2 separate regions of the Homo sapiens genome follow, and region 2 is linked to region 1. The links are chromatin loops, found by intact Hi-C in ENCODE. Cell type or tissue: dorsolateral prefrontal cortex. All regions are shown on one strand. Each heading gives the region's core, and the rest is flanking DNA. Links, peaks and the distances in the headings are about the cores only. Region 1 overlaps ETV5 (ETS variant transcription factor 5). Region 2 overlaps DGKG (diacylglycerol kinase gamma).

What was found. Peaks named below come from ENCODE experiments on the same cell type or tissue, not always from the same donor. Only the 100,000 strongest peaks of a DNase experiment are listed, where the experiment ranks them.
Region 2: a loop joins it to region 1, with 7 times the contacts of the local background. A loop is called at or near these places in 15 of 110 quality-filtered maps.

What each region holds. Positions count from the first base shown.
Region 1 is chr3:186,095,171-186,100,545 of GRCh38, forward strand. All of the region lies in intron 5 of ETV5 (ETS variant transcription factor 5), which reads right to left. Among named protein-coding and RNA genes, the nearest start is that of ETV5, 11 kb to the right of the region's middle. RefSeq lists an enhancer at 2,416-2,929. In dorsolateral prefrontal cortex, for the core only: a CTCF peak has its summit at 2,749; DNase peaks (open chromatin) are centred at 771, 2,771, 3,131 and 4,251; H3K4me3 peaks cover 1,473 bases; H3K27ac peaks cover 4,631 bases.
Region 2 is chr3:186,198,546-186,203,920 of GRCh38, forward strand. The region is part of intron 21 of DGKG (diacylglycerol kinase gamma); the gene reads right to left. Among named protein-coding and RNA genes, the nearest start is that of ETV5, 92 kb to the left of the region's middle. In dorsolateral prefrontal cortex, for the core only: no CTCF peak of the experiment used is centred there; a DNase peak (open chromatin) is centred at 2,416; H3K4me3 peaks cover 856 bases; H3K27ac peaks cover 1,747 bases.

The DNA.
Region 1 (5,375 bases), core at 259-5,258:
GAAACCCTTGTTCTCCCAACTCATTAGAGATGACAGGGCGGCTTCCTCTACTGTGACCTTACATCAACCACAGTGGATTTTATCATGAAGGGCTGCTCACACTGGATCACGCAATCAGGATAAGGGGAAACAGGACATTTTTCCTGAAAGGAAAAAAAATTGCAAAACTAAACCTTAAGCTTTAACAACCCTTCTATAATTTACTCCCAACTTACATAATTCTCATCCACACTGGCACTAAAGTGAAATGTTAACAGTACTTGAAATAGGATTTAAGCACTGTGGAAAATCTTATCTTTAATTTCAGATTGAAAATTCATCCTTAAAATCTGACAGGAGAAAATCCAAACCCTAGGGAAATGAGTTTCTTCCCCCAGAACCATTCCCTTCTATCTATAGCCCCACTTCTCCTAAAAGCAGAAACTCAGCAAGTACGTCAAGGGTGCCTAAACTGTGACTTGCTCTCTAGCACATGCAGTCTTACTGGGAAACATAGCATTAGCTGCTCAAAGTCTAAATGCAGCCTAGCAACACTTGGCTAGTGTATGTGTTTAAAAGAGGAAACAGAAAATGAGAAATAGCCCTAACTAGCTTTTGTTCTCTTTATCTAGAAGGTCATCCCAAGGACTCAGAACTCTGGGTTTGAGACCCTTTACAGTGTTACTTCCCCACCAGCTGGAGGCTGGGGCAGCTGGGATGGGAAGGGCATGTGGTAGGGAATGCGGTGGTGTGCGGGCTGTATGCACCAGGTGTCCACAGTGCGCAGAGCAGGCGCTGTGGCCGAGGCGGGACATAAACACGTGACAGGGCTCCTCTGCTTCTGCAGACACTTGGAGCCTAAGAAATGTGATTTGTTTCCTGTTTCAATAGGCATAAAAATGGGGAAGCAGGGACTATGATTATTAGTTGTCAAAATACTAAATACCTCCCAAAACCCTATGCTGTTTCCACCTTCTTCCGCAAGAAATAAAATTCCATGGCTGCTGGGGAAGAAAAAAAATGAAGAGGGAGTTGAGGAGAAGCAGAAATTTTCTGAGTCGAGATATCCCTCAGCACAGCAAAGTTATCCCCCCTCAATTATTCTCTATTAAAATTCAGATGAGGAAACTAGGGGTAGGCTCCAGGATCCGGCCTTTACTGTGGGTGACCATGTGAAAGAGACATCCCCCCCTCTTCTATTCTACCTTTTCTATGGGAAAAGTATAAAAGACCCTCATTAAGTGCTCTTGCAGGCCATTACAAAGCATTTCCAGGCACTCAGCTGAAAGTGTTTATGTAAGCGAAGTCCTTTTCAGCCCCTCTGGAGAAACACAGATATCAGCAACCTCCTACACAGCTGATATCTAGGGTTACCTCCTGAGAGGTTTCAAACTCTCTCACAAAAGGACAATCTGCCCAGGCCTGTTCTTTTTTTAATAGGGAAGGGAAGGCATGCTTGCAAGGCCAACTTACAGCAAGGGAAAAAAAAATCCTTGAGGCAAAACACAAGTGCAAACTGCCTTATTAAGTTTGTGAGGATGAAGAGTAGGAACTAAGAAGAGCTCTTTAAAATCCTGAGGAAGTTGCTCTGGATCATTACTATTAAGTTTTGTTTTGCCTTTTAACTGATTGTCCTTTTTATGCTCATCATACATCCCTGGGCTATCCCACAGAGAACACTGGACGTGTGTCTGTGAGCTGCCGGTGAGCTACCAGGTAAGATGTTGGAGGATGTTTAAGTGTGGAAGCAGCTAGGTGTGGTGGCTCGAACCTGTAATGCCAGCTATGTGGGAGGACTGCTTGAGGCCATGAGTTTCAGACCAGCCTGGGCAACACAGCAAGACCACCCCCAGCACACCCGCTTGGCCAATTAATCAATCAATCAATCAAGGCTGGATGCTATTTTGAGGCACGTGCACCCTTAAAACCTGGCCTAGTTTTGGCATGATGAGGCTACTTTGGTTTGGGGGTTGCTCAGAGGCTGGGTTTTTCTGGTACTTCCAAGGATGTTCATTTTGGGAGGCAATGCATTTGATTAGTGTCCAGTGGAAGGGTTTACAGCCATAGTGAGGTTCCCCCATTGCTCAGTACCAGAAGTTTGAGTACGGTCGTTTAAAAAATACTTATCTGACCACAGTGGAAAATTAAACAGGAGTGAAGGCAAAGGAGTAGAAAAACTACAACTTTGTCTCCCCCTGTGTTAAAATTGTAAGCCTAAGCAAGAAGTGTCTGTGTCGTGGCAGGTAAACACCTGGGCTATTCAGGCCTGGAGTAGAGGGGAGGTCAGAGAAGAGCAGGCAGGAATCCTCAATGGGGAGCTAAAGCCACAACCCCACGGGAAGGAGATAAAAGGGTTTAACAGCCTCAGATCAAGTCTCAACACCTCCCTCTCCAGGGGAAGCTAAACCACCCTCTCCTCTTATTATCACGCCCTTTAGACAGCTACAGTCTAAAATGAGAGACAAAGAAAGGGGAATGGGCTTCACTGGCTTTGTGGGTCAGCGGCAGCTCTTCCCCAGAATCCCAGGCCATCAGCCCGGCAGTTTAAGGGTTAAAGTGAGCACTTAAAAGAAAACTCAAACCCCATTAAGCCCAGGCTTGGAGAACAGGGAGCAGCAGGGAAGCCAAAGGAAACTAATTTTGGAGGCTCTCCAAGCTGCCAATCACAAGCATATTTCTAACAGTCCCAGTGTTGTTTGAGTTGGTTGTTTTTCCACGGGCTGCACAATGGGGTCTGGTTATTCATTGAAAAAGTCTGCAAGTGAGCCCCGCCCTCCATTCACAACCAATTTGGAATGCTCCATTCAGGCAAGAGGGGGAATCTGCAGCTCTGCTAGCTGGGGCAGACCTAATAGTGCTCAGCGCCCAGCTGTCGCCGCAGGGACGCTTGCTCGCTCAGTACGCTGTGTTTACGTAAGAAATTCAGACACGGCAGGGGATCTTGCCTGCTGTGCACCCTTCCTAGGATTCAAATGGCCAAGACCCTTGTGGAAATCTGCAAGGCTGTGCAAAAGTCCGCTAGAAGTAAGGTCAGAAAGTGCCCTCTGGCAAAACGGGAAAGGCAAAAGAAAAACTATCATGTGCCCCTCGGTTCAGAATCTGGCTGTAGCTACCAGCGGAGAGAAACAGACTTCAGTGGTATTTCTCCTGCCCCAGGGTGAGCTGGTTTGCATTAGGGCACAACTCTCTCTGGAAGCCTGCCTCTCCAGACCTTCCTTCCCATTCACTGCTGGTAGCTACATCGGGAGCCACCTGGCTTCCTCCCCAGGGGAGGAGGGCTCTGGAGACACTACCAGATTTTCTGGCTGCAGAGGAGGGGACAAGCTACCTATTAAGACAATTTCACAGTTCCTTTTTTGGCTTTGGATCCAGCCTGAAGAGTTCAGAATACCCTCCTGAATGCTCATGAGACATCAAAAGGGAAGAATGTGGAGATCTAAGGTTGGAGGGTGAAATCTACGCCGAGACTTTGCAAAGTACAAGGCAAAAAAAACTGGCTTTGCTTCTTAGATATTTTTTCCAAACCTTCAATAATCACCCTGAGGGAAAGCGGATGGAGCCCGTCTGACAACCAGACTTTATTTCAAGGAAAAGCATACTTCTTTATGAAAAGCAAATCCAGGAGATAAATTTTAGCTCATGGTTGTTTCCTTTTTTTCATCACATATTTGGCTATTTTCAAATGTCTTATGTATGCTTCTTCTCACTGCCTGCCCTCATGTCCCCTCCAGCGAACTCAGTGCCACTGGAAGCATTTCTCTGAAGTCCTTCTGACCACAGAATCCCCATTCCATGCCTCGGCTGTTCAGATCAGCCTCAAACTCCTGGCCTTTTAATAACTAGATCTTATCCTGCTCCCTGGAATCTTGCACTCTCTGCTTCAATTTTCCCCTAGATGCTTCTTTCTTTTTAAACAAGGGAGCCCCCTTTATTTTCTATGCAGAGTCCTCTTACGGGGAATTCTTTTCCCTTTAACATCTGAGTTGCTAACCCACTGTCATTTGCCTGCCAGGCCCAAAGGTGTACTTACATTATGGTTATAATTTATACATACACACTCTAACTAGTGCCGGCACATACTAGGGGCCTGGTATCTTGCCACTCCTTTAAGCCAAGCCTAGAGGGATAGGACAATGATAGAAACTGACGACCAAAGCCTCTGTTAAATGAGCTTGATGAGTTCACAAAATGAATTTTTAAAAAAGCAACCTAATCCGGTAATGGCATCAGCATGCCTGGCACTTGTCCAAGAGCTGGGAGCTGCAACATGACAAGCCTCTGAGCTCCTTGGATTCCAAGTGGAGAAGCACTGTGTGCCAGGGCACAGATGGGGCCCAAGCTGCCTCAAGGGCAGCCGTATGCCCGAGAGGGGGCTGTCAGCCTCTGAGGCTGGATGTACTTTACCACCACTAAAACCCAAGAAATGTGTGGAGGGAACAGTTTCTCGGCAGAGAATCACACACCCCACCCCACCACCAAGAAACATTTTTTTCTAGGGCTGAAATTAAAACAATGATACTACTAGATGGTAGAAATGGGAGACAGTACACATTTTCGGCTTCATTATGCTACCCATGCCTTACTCCTGTAAAACTGAAGAATGCTGAAAGAGGAGGGGATAAATGGTAATTTCTTCATGGATGCCAGGATTTTGTTACTTCTGGCACCTACACAAGTGATCTTGACACAGATGTAACTCCCCGTCCCAAATCTTTCTCACCAAATACAAAGGACTGGTAAGCCTACTGGGTTTTGTTAGATGACTAACAGCGCAGAGACACAGAAGGGTAAGAGAAAAATTCAGTTTTAAATAAGCCTAACTGAATTAAAGGTAGACGAAAGCAGATTTTGTAAAACAGATGGCTCCTTTAAGTAAATGCGTACTGTAGGTCTTGGGTCCTTCAGAATACTGAGTCTAAGAATCTTTGAGGCTATCAAAACAGGAAGGATTTCAAATCATTTAGCACCCTCCCAGCAGTAAGGTACTGGGCTAACTAACAAACACTTTGAAAGTAACACTGTAAAACCTGGAGTCAAAGAATCTCTCCTCCATGTTTTCCTCACGCTTTCATCAGCATTCTTTTCTACCTTCAGAACTACTGATTCCTGAAAAGTATAAACCAATGGCCTTGTTTTCCCTCAAACCTCTTATTTTTAAAGTGCCCACTGTTTTCTTTCTTACCTTGCCAAACAAAAAGACTTTAGGATGATCCTTTTGAATAGAGGTGGCCCAAGCAAGAAAACGTGGTGTTTTGCTACACCACACCTAGGACCAAAGACCAAAATGATGTACCCTCTCCAAAGGAAAGGCACTGCCTCTACTGTACTAAACTCACACATTAATAAAGAAATCCAGCTGAATAATCTCATCGTGAAACAGGATTAAGATCAATGTG
Region 2 (5,375 bases), core at 76-5,075, 100 kb after region 1:
TGCTGTCAGTGCTTAACAGCAGACTCCCTTGGAGGAAAAAAAGCCTTTGTTATTGTGTTCCATGGTGGTGTCAATATTCCTACTATGGCCAATTTCAAGTGACCATGATGACATCACCAAAAGGCAAGTTGGGAAGAGATACACCAGCAAGCAAGCTTGCTCTAGCACACTGCTGGCTGGAGGCAACGGGGAAGAAAAGGAAGTAGTTACCTGCATGTCTGCAGGGCCTATGGCCATAATAGAGAAAGTACTGGGAGTCAAAGAAAAACAGGGCAAACAACAATATCTGTTTTCCGCAGAGAAAAACTAGAGAGAATGTTTCTAGTGTCAATAACCTGATGTGGCTCAGAAAGGAAGAAAAGGTGATGTATTGAGTGGCGACAACATTATTGGAAAGACAGTCCAGTATTTTTTTTTTTAAGACGGAGTTTTGCTCTTGTTACCCAGGCTGGAGTGCAATGGTGCGATCTTGGCTCACTACAACCTCTGCCTCCTGGGTTCAAGGGATTCTCCTGCCTCAGCCTCCCGAGTAGCTGGGACTACAGGCGCATGCCACCAAGCCCAGCTAATTTATGTATTTTTTTTAGTAGAGACAGGGTTTCACCATGTTGGCCAGGATTATCTGGATCTCTTGACCTCGTGATCTGCCCACCTCAGCCTCCCAAAGTGCTGGGATTACAGGCATGAGCCACCACGCCTGGCTTTCAGGACAGTCCAGTATTATCCACATACACAAACTGGCCTGGCCTGTAGCAACTCTTACAGAACAGTGGCTTCTCCTGCATTCAGAGGTGCTGGTTTATATCATTTTAGGAGCTGATGTCTATTGTGGGCAGTTAGATAATGATATTAATCCACACGTATGTTATATATTATTAATATATATCATTTATTGAGTAACTATTGTGAACCAGCACTTTATATATTTTATGTCTAATCTTCACAACCCTACAATGTCAGTATTTGTATTCCCATTTATTTTTTTGAGACAGAGTCTTGCTCTGTAGCCCAGGCTGGAGTGCAGTGGCATGATCTCGCCTCACTGCAACCTCCGCCTCCTGGGTTCAAGAGATTCTCCCGCCTCAGCCTCCTGAGTAGCTGTGATTACAGGTGCACACCACCACATCCGGCTAATTTTTGTATTCTTAGTAGGGATGGGGTTTCACCATTTTGGCCAGGCTGGTCTTGAACACCTGACCTCAGACAATCGGCCTGCCTCAGCCTCCCACAGTGCTGGAATTACAGGGTGTGAGCCACTGCGCCCGGCCTTGTATTTCCATTTTTACAGATGAGGAAACATTGACTCGGTGACACTAAGGAAGGAATGTCTTTCCAAATTTGTCAAGGTTCATGATAGTCCTCATGAACCTGCGGGTTTCATGCATGAGATGCAAGTGACGAGATCAAGAAGTCAGCCCAACTTACAGAGTGCATGCTCCCGATGCCTCTTACTCTTGTGCTTTGTTACCTATGAGATCGCATTTAGAGTATTATAGAACAGGAATTTGATTTTTCATTTTAAGGCGGACCATGAAAAAAATGGAGTGTATCAAGAGAAGAGTGGTCCAGGATATTTGTGGGTCTATAAATCAAGTCCTCTAAGGAACTGAGGCTGTTTAGCTCAGTGAAGATGAAAAGGAGACACCATGAAGATACATCTCCAGCCCTATGAAAGGCAGCCATGTGGAGGAGTGTGGAGGATGCTCTGTGTGCCCCTAGAGGGTGAAAATGGGCCCAGTGGATGAAGACTTCAGTCATGCACCCCGTAAACACTTATTGTGCACTGATTTTGTTCCAAGTATTGTTCTAAGTGCTGTCTAGGGAAGAAGATGACAAGGAATGGGACACACAATCCTTGTTCAACATCAGGAAGAACTTTCTGAAGATCAGAGCTGTCCAGTAACGCAGCAGGCTTCTTGAAAAGTAGTGAGCTTCCTATCTTTGGAGTATTCAGGAGGAGGCTGGGTGCCCACTTATCAGAATGTGCTAGGATGAGTCTTTTGTGGAGTGGTAAGTGGAACTAAATCCCCTTCCAGTTCCAAAATTCCACATCTACATTCAGCTTTGTTTTGGCAGGCTAGTGTGCGCTGTGCTGAAAGAGTGCCATCCTGACCCCCCACTTCCACCTAGCCTTGTCCGCCCTGGTGTGTGCTCCGAGTTCTCTGACAGTGAGCTGAGGTGGGCCAGTTAGACTGGAAAGTGGCTGCATCTGTGACAGGGATGATGGAGTTCTGGCGGGTTTGTGTGGGCTCAAGGAATGCGGCATTGAAGCCATGTACACACAACCTGCTTAAGAACATCCCATGGGCAGAAAATGTTTTCTTCCTCTTTAGCCCTCCTCTGTTGCTGTGCCAGGCGGGCACAATGGTGCCTTTGAGAGGGGCAGCTGGAAGGGGGTGTTGGCAGGCAGACTGGAAGTAGAATATTGCAGCTGGGGGTGGGGGTGCCCAAATTCATTTCCAGGAGTGAGCCGGCACTGGGTGCCAGTTTCCAAAACAAAACTGCTGTTTCTCAGAGTTCACAGTGATGGGTTGCTTCAGAGTTGGACAGAAGGCAAAGCTGTTTCCTATCCACTGCTCCACCCTCCCCAGGTGTTTTTTTCTCTTTCTTTCTTTTTTTTTTTTTAAACTAGTGTGTTAAGGGATTCTTGCTCTGGATGCAGATTAATAGGCTTTGCTGTCTGTCTGGGAAGCTGAGGCCAACCTGGAGTGGATGGGGCTTTTTGAGGGATCACACTTTCCTGCAGACAAAGCAGGGCCTGATGGCCTGGGGGCCAGCAGGGATCATGGGCAGGTAGGCTTCTGAGCCATGAGAGAGGGCTCAGAATGGAGACCCTTTCTGCCCTGCAGGGTGACTTCCACCCTACAGCCACCTGGCACCCTCACTGCCACATGAGCTCTGCCCACTCACTGTCTTAATTCTGTTGGGTGGGAAAGAGGTGGGAGAATGTTGGCATTTCCTGTCCTGGTTCACAGTTGTCCCGGACCCTCTGCTACTATCAAAGATACCACCAATAGCTTCCTAGAGATGGGCGTGGGAGGCCTTCTCACTCACTGCGCAGTTAGGAGAAGGCATGAGTGCCAGCCATCTTCCCCTTTGTGTTACAAATGCAGCAAGGTGGGCCCCTTTTTCTGGTAGCTTCCAAGAAAAAGGCGGGACTTGAGGCTGGCCAAGTGATCATTGCTAATGTTCACACCAATTGTGGAATTCCCTATACTTGGTTCAATTTTATAATCAACAAACAACTATTGAGGAATTAGTTCATTTTAGGCATTGTGCTAAGTCCAGGGGTATAGAATGAATAAGATAAAGTCCTTGCTTCAGAAAGCTGACTGCCTGATAGATATGCCAAGTCCTGAATGGGAGCCCCTTTATCAACTAAATGGACACATGACTTTTCTAAAAGCAGGAAGGTAATGCAGAGGTCATCTCCTACTGCAGGTCCCGTGGCATTGTGAAGGGCATATGGGCTGGGGATCACAGATTGAGGCTTGAAACTCATCTGATCTTGGGAGTACTTACTTGTTTTATGAGATGCAGTTTCCTTGGGTAAATAATGGGAATAATACACAACCATGCAGAGCTGTTATAAAGATGAAATAAGACAGAGCTTGCCACGTGGTAAGTACTCAGTAAGTTGCTGCTATTGTTATTCATTTGTTGAGCCTAATGGGCTTGAGATATAACACGTGTGTGTGCACAGTGGTATTTATCCAACCCCTTGTAGATTCTATGACCTTCTTTAAAGATTCAGTTCTTCTACCTTCTTAATTCCTCTTCTAGTGAAGACTAAGATTAGTAAGTTTATGACTTCACAGGATAAGTTAGAAAAACAAAGACATATCCACTATAGCCAACAAGACATATTTGTATATAATATTCTCTGTTTAATAACCTGTGATTGTAGAGGAAGAAAAGGATTGTAATGTTTCTCTTCCCTGAGGTTCCCAAATCTCCCATGTGTGGTGATGAAGATCATGAATTCCTCTGAATATTCTAAAAAGTCTAGGTCATTTCCCACTGATGGGGCCTCGCAGTTTATTATTACTTAAAAGATGCATTTGTTTGGTAGACATTGCTTGGGGAAAGTTATTCTTTTAGTAAGGGACCTTGGTGGTAGAAGACATATGCTTCCTGGGGCTGGGACAGAAGTTGGCTGAGAGGATCTTCCAGAAAGAAATGTATTGTGGGAGAGCATTCTGACCCAACATGCTGAATCACTTGACCCCCAACTTTGGTCTTCTGAGACTTTCTTGGGCCCCATCTATTAAACATGCTGCATATCCCTCAACAACTACTTTGTGAAAATGTAGGCATAAAACATAATCTTTAAAAGTTACTTCTAAGTCCACGGAAGACACAAAGTAGATAGAGCCAGGAGTCTGAAGACAAAAGAAAATCAAAGTAATTCACAAAGAACAAAAGAAATGGAAAAGAACCGGAAAATAAAAGCATATGAATGAATAGAGGCTTGAAGTGAACTACAGGGTGCACATTAGTAAGAAATAAAAAAGAGGGTCATTTAAGAAAAAGAAAAAGTTTTATGTGCCAGAAACTGCAAGCAAACAATGGAATTTTGTAAGGGAAAGTTGACAGAAACAGTTTTTCTTTAGTAAGCTGAACGATTCTAAGCATTAGTGAAGGAAACTCGTAGTCAGTGCACGACTGAAAGAGACAGAGATGGGGATGATGGAGCTGCATTTAAAAATGAATAAAGATTTAATAAGCCAAAGAATCACAGAGGTCCTCAGGAGGCCTGATGATAAAGAAACAAGGGCTAACATTACCCTAAGATTGAAACGAGGCCAATGTTGTAGCAGTGCTGATTCCTGGTTGGTGGGATTGGGGGTTATTTTCTTTTTTGCCCCTCTGTATTTTAAAATGTTCTGCCATGAATTTGGATTACCTTTGTAATCGGGAAAAGAGGTTAGCCCACATATTAGGAGTAGCGGAAAGAAACCGATTAGGAGGAAGCAGAAAGAAACCAAGTGGTGAGAACCGGTGAATGGGCAAGAAGAAGCAACCAGAAGTGGCAGGAGCTGCCTTGGATGGTCTCACAGTGAAGGTGATGCTGGAATGAGGGAGCTGCTGGACTGGATTGAGGAAGGGGAATAAACTAGAAGGAGGAGCTCTCTCAGGACCATTCTAGCCTTACTTTTGACTCCATGGTTTGATATGTAATCAGGTTGGCCCTCTTATTTTCCACGAACTCAAAATCCCTTCTAATGCTCTTCTCAACTTTCCCTTCCCCATGCGTGTTTCCATTTCTTCCACTGTGGCGGCATGGACAGGCTGTACGTCAGCCAATTCCTACTTTCCTTACTCCAGGGAAAGGCTCTACCTGTGGTAGCTGAGAAGAAGGTTCAGATCATATC